Regions from separate parts of the Homo sapiens genome. Here all the other regions are linked to region 4. The links are chromatin contacts, found by Hi-C or POLR2A ChIA-PET in ENCODE. All regions are on one chromosome and are shown on one strand. The core of a region is the stretch at or near the end of the contact, and the rest is flanking DNA. Distances in the headings are between cores, read along the strand shown. Region 1 overlaps ANO1 (anoctamin 1). Region 2 overlaps CTTN (cortactin). Region 3 overlaps SHANK2 (SH3 and multiple ankyrin repeat domains 2). Region 4 holds the start of PPFIA1 (PPFI scaffold protein A1).

What was found. A loop is a pair of places that touch in the nucleus more often than their neighbours do. ChIA-PET counts read pairs that join two places held with the same protein, here RNA polymerase II (POLR2A). Pooled maps may share reads with other maps.
Region 1: POLR2A ChIA-PET joins it to region 4 with 12 read pairs in A673. The contact joins the enhancer-like site here to the promoter of PPFIA1 in region 4. POLR2A ChIA-PET finds 5 or more read pairs at or near these places in 2 of 52 experiments (A673 and K562).
Region 2: a pooled map shows a loop between it and region 4 (3-fold over the local background). The contact joins the enhancer-like site here to the promoter of PPFIA1 in region 4. A Hi-C loop is called at or near these places in 2 of 37 single-sample maps with no recorded cell type and 4 of 50 pooled maps. POLR2A ChIA-PET finds 5 or more read pairs at or near these places in 1 of 52 experiments (PC-3).
Region 3: a pooled map shows a loop between it and region 4 (3-fold over the local background). The contact joins the enhancer-like site here to the promoter of PPFIA1 in region 4. A Hi-C loop is called at or near these places in 9 of 37 single-sample maps with no recorded cell type and 4 of 50 pooled maps.

What each region holds. Positions count from the first base shown.
Region 1 is chr11:70,122,876-70,125,800 of GRCh38, reverse strand. It overlaps ANO1 (anoctamin 1), which reads right to left. Exons shown (of 26, transcript NM_018043.7): 9 at 1,387-1,451. Among named protein-coding and RNA genes, the nearest start is that of ANO1, 46 kb to the right of the region's middle. RefSeq lists an enhancer at 1,800-2,438. Within about 2 kb of position 1,325, at least 4 of the 41 ENCODE cell types and tissues checked have a DNase peak (open chromatin) inside an H3K27ac peak, as active enhancers do.
Region 2 is chr11:70,435,772-70,438,471 of GRCh38, reverse strand. CTTN (cortactin) reads right to left here. Exons shown (of 18, transcript NM_005231.4): 18 at 1,897-2,700. Among named protein-coding and RNA genes, the nearest start is that of CTTN, 39 kb to the right of the region's middle. Within about 2 kb of position 1,416, at least 2 of the 41 ENCODE cell types and tissues checked have a DNase peak (open chromatin) inside an H3K27ac peak, as active enhancers do.
Region 3 is chr11:70,481,010-70,483,720 of GRCh38, reverse strand. All of the region lies in intron 25 of SHANK2 (SH3 and multiple ankyrin repeat domains 2), which reads left to right. Among named protein-coding and RNA genes, the nearest start is that of CTTN, 84 kb to the right of the region's middle. Within about 2 kb of position 1,425, at least 13 of the 41 ENCODE cell types and tissues checked have a DNase peak (open chromatin) inside an H3K27ac peak, as active enhancers do.
Region 4 is chr11:70,269,119-70,271,939 of GRCh38, reverse strand. PPFIA1 (PPFI scaffold protein A1) reads right to left here and starts at 1,250. Exons shown (of 28, transcript NM_003626.5): 1 at 1,026-1,250. RefSeq lists silencers at 646-1,075, 1,116-1,665.

The sequences.
Region 1 (2,925 bases), core at 76-2,575, 150 kb after region 4:
GCTATCTCGGCTCACTGCAAGCTCCACCTCCCGCGTTCACGCCATTCTCCTGCCTCAGCCTCCCGAGTAGCTGGGACTACAGGAGCCCGCCACCACGCCCGGCTAATTTTTTGTATTTTTAGTAGAGATGGAGTTTCGCCGTGTTAGCCAGGATGGTCTCAATGTCCTGACCTCGTGATCCGCCCCCTTCGGCCTCCCAAAGTGCTGGGATTACAGGCGTGAGCCACCGTGCCCAGCCTCTTCTCTTTCTTTTTCTTTTCCTTTCTTTCTTTTTTTTTTTTTTTGAGATAGAGTTTTGCTCCTGTTGCCCAGGCTGGAGCGCAGTGGCACAATCTCGGCTCACTGCAACCTCCGCCTCTCAGGTTCAAGCGATTCTCCTGCCTCAGCCTCCTGAGTAGCTGGGACTACAGATGCTTGCCACCACGCCCATTGCATTTATTTATTTATTTATTTATTTTGAGATGGAGTCTTGCTCTGTCGCCCAGGCTGCAGTGCAGTGGCGCGATCTCGGCTCACTGCAACCTCCGCCTCTCGGGTTCAAGCGATTCTCCTGCCTCAGCCTCCCTAGTAGCTGGGACTATAGGCATGCACCATCACTGCCAGCTAACTTTTGTATTTTGGGTAGAGACGGGGTTTCACCATGTTGGCCAGGCTGGTCTCGAACTCCTGACCTCAAGTAATCCACCTGCCTCAGCCTCCCAAAGTGCTGCGATTACAGGCGTGAGCCACCGCGCCCGGTCCCCACTTCTCTGTGGTGCCTTGGGAAGGTGGGCGCTTTTCCGTGTGCGATGGCCCATGCTGATGGCTGTGGGCCTACTTCCCCTGAGGCTGTGGGCTCCATTCCAAGCCCTGTTCAGCATAAGGACTGGAAAGAACCTTGGCCGGGAGGTGCCAAGAAAACCAATTGCTCCTCATATTAAGCGTGGTTGGCAGTTTGATGGCTTGAATGGATTTCTACCAGTCGAGCTCTGGCGGGCAAGTTGCCTAACCTGGTCGGCCCCTCCTTCCTGCCCTGTGAGGACAGAGATCCTCTTGGGAGAGAAGAAATCCTTCCACATTTGAGGCAGCTCTTTCCTTCCCCTCCACGTCTCAAATCCGGAAAACCCTCCCGCCGCCCAGTGAGGCCAGGCCAGGCAGTGAATTTAGGAGATGGTAAATGTGACTGAAAAGGGCCCGACCTCCAGGGAATTTGAATAAACTGCTTCATCTAATGCTGGCCCAGGCTCTCAGCCCTGCAGGGACATTTTGGGTCTTCCTACACAAGCTCTTTGAGTTCAAACACGTTCCCGGGTACTGAACATTCAGAGCGGTTGAAACCCACAGGGATGTTATCCGACTGCCATCGGAGTAGGGACTTGATTCCCGCAGGCTGTGGCGCGTTCTTACCTGACCAGGTCGATGGGCTGGTACTTATAGAAAACTCCATAGCGTGCCCACTCTTCGTACAGGAGCTGAGGGGGAGGAAGCAGTGGGGTTGGTGACAATGTGGCACTCCGAGGTTGCTCCCCGGAACGCAGAGCTGCGGGGACTGAGCCTCCGTGACATCATTCATTCATCCCATAAACACTTCTTGAGAGTGGGCTGTGTGGGCTGTGAACGTGGGGATGGGAAAGAAGCTTCTGGCAGGTTATGGAATGTGAGCTCTTTGTGATTTGACCTGGAATTGATCTAAATGGGCCAGACGCTGTACGGCTTCTTACCTTTAGGGTTTTTGGTCATCCCCATCAGACACCAAACCATTCTTTATAAAGGTCACAAAGTCACCAGGGTTTTGAGCAGAGAAATACCAGTGGTGAAATTTTAAAAACTCTCACGGGATGCAAAGATACTCGAGGTTTATCTCCTGAGATGGGCTGTCTGATTAAAACAGCTCTTCATGAAATAAGTGAAATTGACACACACCCTGTTACCCCCCCAGGCTTTGGGCAGGGACAGTAATGAGTTTGGTGGATTGGAAGCCTTGTGTGAACATGTAAAGGGTGTCCTGATGAAGATGCTGGGTTAGGACTGCTAGTAAAAAAATAAAAAAATAAACCCGCGCATGTGGGTGGTTAATGCTTTACAGACCTCAACTCAAAGCCCAGGCTCATACATCATGCCCGCCCAGGGCTACAGGGCCACACTCAGGGAAGGCAGGATTCAGGTACCTTGAGGGGCCCAGAGGCTGTCCTGGGACAGAGCAGCTGCCCACCAGGAGCCAGAGGTGGGGCAGCTGCCCTCCTCCTCAGCTCAGAGCCCATTCTGGGGCCAAGCTGCCTCCCAAACTCAGAGTCAAGGTCATGGCTGGGGGACGAGGGAACCCCTTGGAGCCTCCATAACTCCTCCAGTGCCTGGAGGGCAGGAAGTGAGTGTGAGCCATCTCCACAGCTGACATAGCCTCGCGTGCCTGAGCGTCTCCTCTGGGGTAACACGGGCTGTGCACTATAGAGACCCCCCACTGACAAACAGGGAGGGGAAACAGTGCAGGTGTACCCACGGCTGCCCCCACCCAAACTCACAGGTGGAGGGCGTATTCCTGAGATCCATAGAGGGGCCGCCTGCTGCTGCACAGCCCCCCGAAACCACCAGCCTCACCTGCAGCTAAGCATGGCCATGGTTGGAGGGGCTTGTGACTTGTCTGCGGCCCTGGGAAGGTTCCCCCACCCCCGAATCGAGAGTCCTGGGCAGACCCCTTCCCCCATCCCTGTCTCCTCCTTTACACTGAAGGATGCGATCTCTCCTCCCAGGGCATGGAGAGAAGGCAGATGGGCTCATGCGAGTTAGTGATGTGCGAAAGGTACAGGGTGTTTCTGCATCAGTGCGTTTCCTTAGGCAGATAACGATGAAAAGGCCACAGTTTTACTGTGTACATAGGGAAGCCTCGGCCAGCAAACCTTGATGAAGCGGAGCCACACCTCTGCAAAAGCAAAGCAGCCATCGCTAACC
Region 2 (2,700 bases), core at 167-2,666, 170 kb before region 4:
AAGAATAAATTGATTAAAAAAATAAAAATCAGCACAGTGGTGGAATCAGATTTATTGTGTCAGCTTCCCCAGTGCTGAGCCATCTCTCTTACTCAACATCTCCCCTCCAAGGCCCAGCACACAGTATGTGCACAGTTAATACCATGTCAGCCACTCTGAACATCTTGGGTTGAAGAAGCATTCGCCAGCATATCTTCCAGGAGCAAAGTAAGCATTTTCACCCCGACAAAGCACTCTCCATGCTGTGCCCACATCTGAGCGCCCAGAGTGGCCAGCAGTGGCTCCAGTGGCTCTTGGAGGTGCCTGTGTGCCGACGGCTCCCTATGTGCCACAAAATCGTTTTCCATGTCTGGGCACCAAGAGAGAAAAGCACGTCCATGTCCTGCCCTCCCTCCTCCAGCAGGCTGAGAGCAAGCTGCTCCCAGGCAAGCATGCCCCTAGGCTGTTCTTCAGGCCAGAGGGGACTTGGGGAGTGAATCCAACTTTGAGACAGAAGGCACGGTGAGCTGACATTAAAACGACCACATCTACGCTGGGCACGGTGGCTCATCCCTGTAATCCCAGCACTTCGGGGGGCCGAGGCAGGTAGATCACTTGAGGTCAGAAGTTCTAGACCAGCCTGGGCAACATGGTGAAACCACGTCCCTACTAAAAATACAAAAAGTAGCCAGGTGTGGTGGCATGCACCTGTAGTCCCAGCTACTTGGGAGGCTGAGGTGGGAGGATTGCTTGAGCCCTGGGTGCACAGGTTGCAGGAGCGGAGATCACGCCACTGTACTCCAGCCTGGGCGAAAGAGCAAGACCCTTTCTCAAGAAACAGAAACAAAAAACCCCAACCACATCTAAAAAGAAAGCGGCTAAGATTCAGGTGGTTGGCTCCAGGCACTCAAGCTGCCAGGCCACGCTTGGCCACCAATAGAACAGAAACACAGACCCACTCAAGATGTGTCCCGCTCCTGTTGAGCCCCTGCCATGCTCATCCGCAGGCGGCACAGGCACACACCGACTGGGCAGACAGTGGGCCAGCGGGGGCCCTTTCTGCATGGCCCCCTCCCTTCGTCACACCCTGTCCTCCAGCCCCCTGACCCCGTCTGCCCACCCTGGCTGGGACTTTCCCCTGGTTCACAAGCCTTCATGCCTCATTTCTTCAGGACTCAGCTCCCTGCAGGTGGCTGCAATCTCACCCAGCAGACAGGCCCTGTGTGGGACGGGGCTCGCCGTTAGGGCTGCAACCCTGTGATGCAGAACCCACAGCAGCCCGGTTGTGGCAGGAGGGCGGGGGCACTCTCACGTTAGGCTCCTGTGGGCAGAGCTGGCAGAGGCACTGTTTCCTAAGCCAGAGGCAGGTGTGGGACAGCCCAAGGGAGGAGGCAGTGCTCCGTCACCACCCAGGTTGGAAGGGGTAGCAGGCATGTCGTGTAGCCGAAAGCTCCCTGGGAGCACCTGATGGGCAGAAGTGTGAGCCGGAACCCAGCTCCCCAGCACCCCCGGCTCCCGAGGGCACACCTGCTCCCTCAGTGCCACTGTTCCCCTTAGCCTTTAACTTCTGGTGCCCCTGAGCAAAACGAGACTGGGAGCAAAATCCCCCTCAGGATTTGAGAACTGTAATTCAGAAATGACTTTTAAGCACAGAGTGTTTTATTTTGCTTGGAACCTTTGTGCAAAAAACTGAATCATCTGCCAGAGTAAACACATTTCAGTTCATAAGCAGCACCTTTGAATGAACACTGAAAAGGGAACGTACGGTTCGGTCTAAAGCCAGAACAGAACGCGTGAGACGCACTGGACGGCAGGAGAGCCTCCGCCAGCCCAGGTCCGGGGCGCAGGACACCGAGAGTGTCGACGCAGCTTCCACTGCAGAACGGAGTGACCACAGACCAAAGCAAATCACGCAAGTGGATCAAAAAATGTTTATTCTGAATTCTTTAATTTAAAAAAATCATACCTATGAGGTGTGCTACAGGAATTCAGATACAATAAGTTGCATATAAAACCCGACCTCATTGCTCATTGTGGTAAAGCAAGGATGATGAGAAAATGCACCTCAGGAGCAAAAACACGCTTCACGGGCACTCCGGGACCCAAGTCCCGAGACATTTCCACGTGACCTTCTGGAAAGACACACCGCCCACCTGACTGCACGACGGGACTGGTCCAGCCTCCCGGCTCCTCAGGAAGGAGATGAGTTTCCTACAAAGTGAGTGGCCACAAATGCCAGGACAGCGGTGTCCTGGAGCTGTGGGGGGACCTTGGGGAAGAACACACACTCATCTGCACTTCACACTTCTAGCCTTCAACTGATCAAACTACTGAAATTGAACATGATATTTTGGCAAAAATACTACACCCCCATTGACAGGAGGAGGGTTCCTGGCGGCTCACAGCAGAGCAGGCACTGCCTTCCTTCCCAAGGCCGAGAGGCCATGCTGTGACATGGCACACACACCGCCCCAGGCTGCCCGGTGGCCCAGGGACCATATGGGTGACAGTTAAGACATCAGCCTTTGTGAAAAGCCAAGCCCGACGCAGACCTCAACTGCACTGTGCGTCCCAATCCAGAGACCCGCGGGGCAGGGGAGGATTTCAAGGACTCAGTGACACTGCCCGGCGGGGACAGGAGAGGCTCCCAGCAGCCCTCCCGGTGACCTGGGCATCAGGGGATGGGTAGAGATGAGGACAAGCCGGAGTGGGCACAGGAAA
Region 3 (2,711 bases), core at 176-2,675, 210 kb before region 4:
GAAAGGGTGTTGCTTTGCCGCTCAGGCTGGAGTGCTGTGACGTGATCACGGCTCATTGCAGCCTTGCAGCCTAGACCTCCTGGGCTTAAGCAATCCTCACACCTCACCTAGCCTCCTGAGTAGCTAGGACAATAGACGCATGCCACCACACCCAGCTATTTTTTTTTTTTTTTTTTTTTTTTTTGGTAGAGATGAGGTCTCACCATGTGTCCCAGGCTGGTCTCGAACTCCTGGGCTCAAACGAACCACTCACCTCAGCCTCCCAAAGTGCTGGGATTGCAGGCATGAGTCACTGCACTGGGCCAAAAATCTGAAAAACTGACTAGTTTAACCCTTCCCCATTACATACTAATGTGGCTCTTCCGTCATTACTCTATGTGGAAGCAATAATTAAAGAGGCCTTATCTTAGTGTTTCACATTTTTACAAAACACTTTCTCATGGGTGGGTAATTTTTATGACAACTGGGGAGCAGGTATGAGTCACACCCATTTTTCAGAGGATAAGTGGCTTGTCCACATACACAGCCAGCAGGAGGCAGAGCTGGGACACAGGCTGGGGTTTCCTGACTCTCACTTCCCCTTGTAAGCAATGTCTGCAGTAAGGAAGGAGCTGGAAGGGAATGGCTCTAGGGCTGGAGGAAGGAATCCACTGTTCAGGTCAGCAGGGCATCCTGCACCAAGCTGTGCTCCCCTGAGCACTCCACTCGGGGAGTCCAGGGACCCCGTCCATGGAGACCTCTCCCTGAGTGGCAGCTGGACAGCTCATCCCCTCTACTCGTCTTCAGGCTGGGCCAGCTCCTGGGGTGCCCACAGGGGAGTGGGACCCCAACTTGCAGCGTCTCTAGGGTTTCTCTGCCCTGCATTTCTCCAGGGGGACCCTGAGAGGGGGCTGGCTCAAAGCAGACTTCATAGGGCAGAATCCTGCTGTACTCTGAAGGAGAGCAGCTGCATACCACCGCCGACCCACGCGTGAGTGCCAAGAACGGCCGCCTCCCAGCTGTCCTGTTATTTATAGCCCGGCTCTCTTACAGTAAGAACAGGAGCCCACACCTATGACACAAAGCATTCACCAAACGCCAGGCACTACATTCCACGGCACCCCTGAGCCAGGGCCTGTAATTTTTCCCACTGTGTGAACAAGGAAGCAGAAGGCAGGGCGGTGAAGCTACTGAGCCGAGGCTACTTCACAGGAAGACGCGGAACTAGACCTCCAACCCATGGAGCTGGCTCAGGGTTTGACTCCTCACCTTGTGGGAGCCAGGGACTGCCTTGGAAGGAATGACCAACTGGCAAACCGAACACCTGCAAGGCTGAGACTGCCGCGGGCGGGGCTGCTCTCAGGCCTCTGACTGTCCTTAGGCCAAGCTCTTTGGTCAGCAAGAGGCTAATAGCAGGCTTAGTCACTAGGAGGTCACCCTGCGGCCGATAACAGCAGGCTTAGTCACTAGGGGTTCACTGGCACTGCCAAGCTCCCAGAGGCCATGTCTGTTCCCTTCTTGCTCCCGGCCAAGGGTTACACTTTACACTCAGAGTTGGACTAGAAACAGGATGGCCTGAGGCCAGAGGACAAAGATGAAGAGCATTCACTGTAGGCACTAAACTAGGCTCAATCCTCTCCCTCGCCCTTGCTTCTCGGATCTAATAACCTCACCAGGCTGAGCACTTGGGACAAAGCCCCCATGGAGGTGCGCCACGGCCACGGGACACACTGACAAGGACAAGTGGGGGGCAGTCAGAACCACCACTGGGGGGGGGTCCAGGACGGAGTTGCCAGGGCACCAGAGCTGTCCCCCTTGCCGTGAGGGCTGTCTCCTCTCAGCCACAGACCTATCTCTCAGCATGTCTCCTTTGCTGGGCGTGGTCTTCACTGATGGGCCCTGGGCATTTGATCATCTGAGGATCAGAGGGAGCCTTAAGAACTCTCACCTGAGTTCACCGCCTGGGCGACTCACCACCACCTTTAAATGCATCTAAAAATTAAGAGCTGTGAATGGCCCTGGGCAAAATGAGGCACGAAATTGGATGAAGGGAATTCCTACCGAGGAAAAAGAAATGAGTTTTTCTAGGGAAAATTGAAAACCAGCCATGCTTTTTGAAATGACAGATAAGCAGTGGTGTAAAAATCCCATTTCCATAGAAACAAGTTTTGACTGCCCAAGAAAGGGACAATTTTTAGAGCTGTTCCTCAAATGTTCATTCATGAAATGGGCAGAAACCTCAGCTGAACTTGACCCTTTTAAAGTTCCTCTCATCCTTGGATTCTTCCTTTCTTTTCACTTCTTGCAAGAATCCAGGATGGGATCAAAGGAAGCAGCTGAAGATTAAACAACTAGATCCTTGTTTTCCTTGGGTATGTTTGATTTAACTTTAGCCGTGAATGAGTCTCTGATGCTCAAAGCTCTTCCCTGAAATCAAGGATGACATGGAATTTGCAGGCGTCTTAATTACAAATACGCCGACGAAAGGAAGATGATGAAGTAGTTCTCTTTAGTACATAATGTTAAAAGAGAAAAAAGTACATCATATTAGAGGCATCTCCCAGGGTGATCTGAAAACACCCTGCCAAGAATGGAGGCGTCAGTTCTAAGAAAAGTGTTCCAGGACCACCTGGCCTGATTATTCCAGGAGGTAGTCTCATCTTTGATCTCAAACTGGATCAAAGTGAAGGAAACTGGTTTGGGGAAGGAAGAGTGAGTGTGTCTCTGTGAAG
Region 4 (2,821 bases), core at 1-2,500:
CCAAAGGACTACCCTCACAAAAAAGGGCAAGCCCTGGGGTAGTCTGTTTGCAAAGCTGTACTTGTTTTTGCTGAAAACAAGTGTGCTTCTGTTACCTATTTTTTTTACTTCCCAGTGGGGTGGGGAGGGTGGGGGGGTAGGGGGGGAGAAAGTCAAAACACATGTCACCCAATCATTTTTCAGGAAAAGCACAGAAGGAGCATACAACCAGCAAAACTGACAAGTACAAAATCCATCAGGCATCTTGCAGGAATGTGTGCAGTCAGCTCCCGGGAAGAACTGACGGCTCCCTGAATTCTTGGGCTGGATTTGGTGAGCACTAAAAGGAACCGGATTCGTTAAACGCTGGTAGAAGTGTTTTCCAATGGCTGCAACGGTTGGTCAACCTAACTTACGTAAGTTTACAACCGAAAAAAAAAATCCACAATGGAAATATAGCAGGTCGATACAGCCGGGGGCGGCTAGGAAAGAGGGAAAAGTGAAAGGTGAGATTACGAGAGTCTATTAAGTGTCTGGGATATAAAGACAGCGCCAGGGAAAGGGGAAGTCGCTTCTGAGCCTTTCGGGCAGTACTGGGGGCGCGGTGGACCCCTGAGAGGGGGATGCCCCAGACGGCGCACCTGATGGGGATGGTGACCTCCAGCCTGCTCGAGCCGCACTCCTCCCCTCCTGTATCAGGTGCGGCGGAAGCCCCGAACCCCGGGGGGTGAGGACCGTTGACAACGGAGCCCGCTCGGGCCAGGGCTTTCAGCGGCCACAGGTCCCCGCCCCTCGCCCCAGCGCCCGGGTCACGGGGCGCGGGGCTCGGGGAGGGGCAGCGCGCAGTCCCCGGAGCCGTCCCTTGGGGCGCGGGTGTCCCGCCGGAGCTCTCCCAGCGCGACCCGGCGCCGCGGCCTCGCCCCCACCCGTCCCGGAGCGCACCCTTCCCCGCGGAGACATCTAATCGGCTGCGTGGCCGCCGCGGAGACCGGGACGCGCCGGTGACGCCTGGGCCCCGAGCCTGCCTCAGTGTCCCGCTCCCTTACCTTGCTCGCCGGCGGGAGCGGGCGAGGAGGCTCCGCGGCGGCTCGCGGGCGGCTGCTCGCTCCGGGAGAGCTTGGGAGCCGACGAAAGCAGCCCGCGGCCGGCGTCCGCCTGCCCGCCCCACGCCGCGGCCCCGGGGCCCGCCGCCCCAGTCACTAAGGCCGGCCCGCGGCCGGACACTGGCGGAGCGGAGGAGGAGCGGGCCCGGCTGCGCGGCGCCGGCGTCTACGTGCCCGACGTCGAGCGCGTCGGCGCGAGCGTCAGCACCGCCCCGGGGGCGGGGCCCGAGGAGCACCTTGGCCCGAGTACGCAAGCGCTGTCTCCTCAGGAGGGGGCGGGAGGCGGCCCCGGGGCACTGATTGGCTGAGCGAGACGGGAGCCACGCCCCCCAGGCCCCGCCCGGGTCGCGGGGGAGGGGGCGGTCTCCGGGATGAGCCACAGGTGGGCGCTCAGGTGCTCGCCGGGTCAGCGTCTTCCTCCGGGCGTCCCCAGTTTCCCCCCACGGCTGCAGGGACGCCGGAGGCCTTTGCTGAGTGTCTACCGCGCCTCGAGTTCTGAGCTGGACGCGTCCGGCACGTCAGGTCCCTCCCGAGCTGGAGGCTCTGGATTCGCACCTTGCAGAAGAGCGAACCGAGGCTTCAGTCACCACCGAGGACCCAGACCCCGCCCGCCGCGGCGCCCCTACGGTCTCCCTGGGCCTGATCTGGGTTCAGAAGGACGGAGTTCCCGCCAGGACCCACTTACGGAGCGCTGCCTGCCGCACCTGGGGACGTCCCGGCGCAGCGTCCAGAGTGCAGGCTTTGCCGCTGTGGCTTTCACTCTGCAGCGTGGGCCCGGGCGACTCGGGAAACCCGCCTGGGCTTCAGCGCCTCCGATGTAGGATGGGAAAATGATGCAGACCTACCTGCGAGGCTGCTTTAAGACATGAATCAGATGTGAAGAGCGACTAGTTGAGAGCCTGACGGGCAGCACTGCGCGAGTCTTGGTCATTTCATCTTTTCCGCAAGTTTTTTTTTTTTTCCAGACGTTGTTTCACTCTTGTCACCCAGGCTGGAGTGCAATGGCGCCATCTCGGCTCACTGCAACCTCTGCCTCCCGGGTTCAAGTGATTCTCCTGCCTCAACCTCCCGTGTAGCTGGGATTACAGGCGCACGCCACCAAGTCCAGATAATTTTGTATTTTTAGTAGAGACGGGATTTCTACATGTTGGTCGAGCTGGTCTCGAACTCCTGACCTCAGGTGGTCTGCCCGCCTCAGCCTCCCAAAGTGTTGGGATTACAGGCGTGAGCCACTGCGCCCGGCCTCAGCAAGAATTTTTAAACATCTACTATGGGCCAAGTCTTGTGCTAGATGTTGCAGATACGGAGATGAATAGAGACACCTCTAATTAATTAAAGCGGATGCCCTCCCCACTCCTCCCAGGATTTGACTCGGAGCACAAACTCTTCACAAACCAAAATGTCAGGACACCATCGCCAGTGTCCACTGGCCACTGCTGTTGGTGTGAGGCAGCCAGGAGCCCCTCAGAACTAGTAAGTCTGAGAAGAGGCTGCACGGGGCCTAGGAGAGGGAGAAATGAGCCCGTCCAAGGTGAATTCCTTGATTCTCCATTGTGAGTGCACCAAGAACAAGCACTCCCTCCGACTGACTCTCGCCTACCAGGATCTGGAACACCTTCCATTAATTTATTCGTTCATTCAATAAATATTTATTGACTGACTACACATAGATATGAATATGTACTTTTTGCCCCTAGTTTCTTGCTATTTTAAAAGTGTAAAAATGGCCAGGTGAGGCC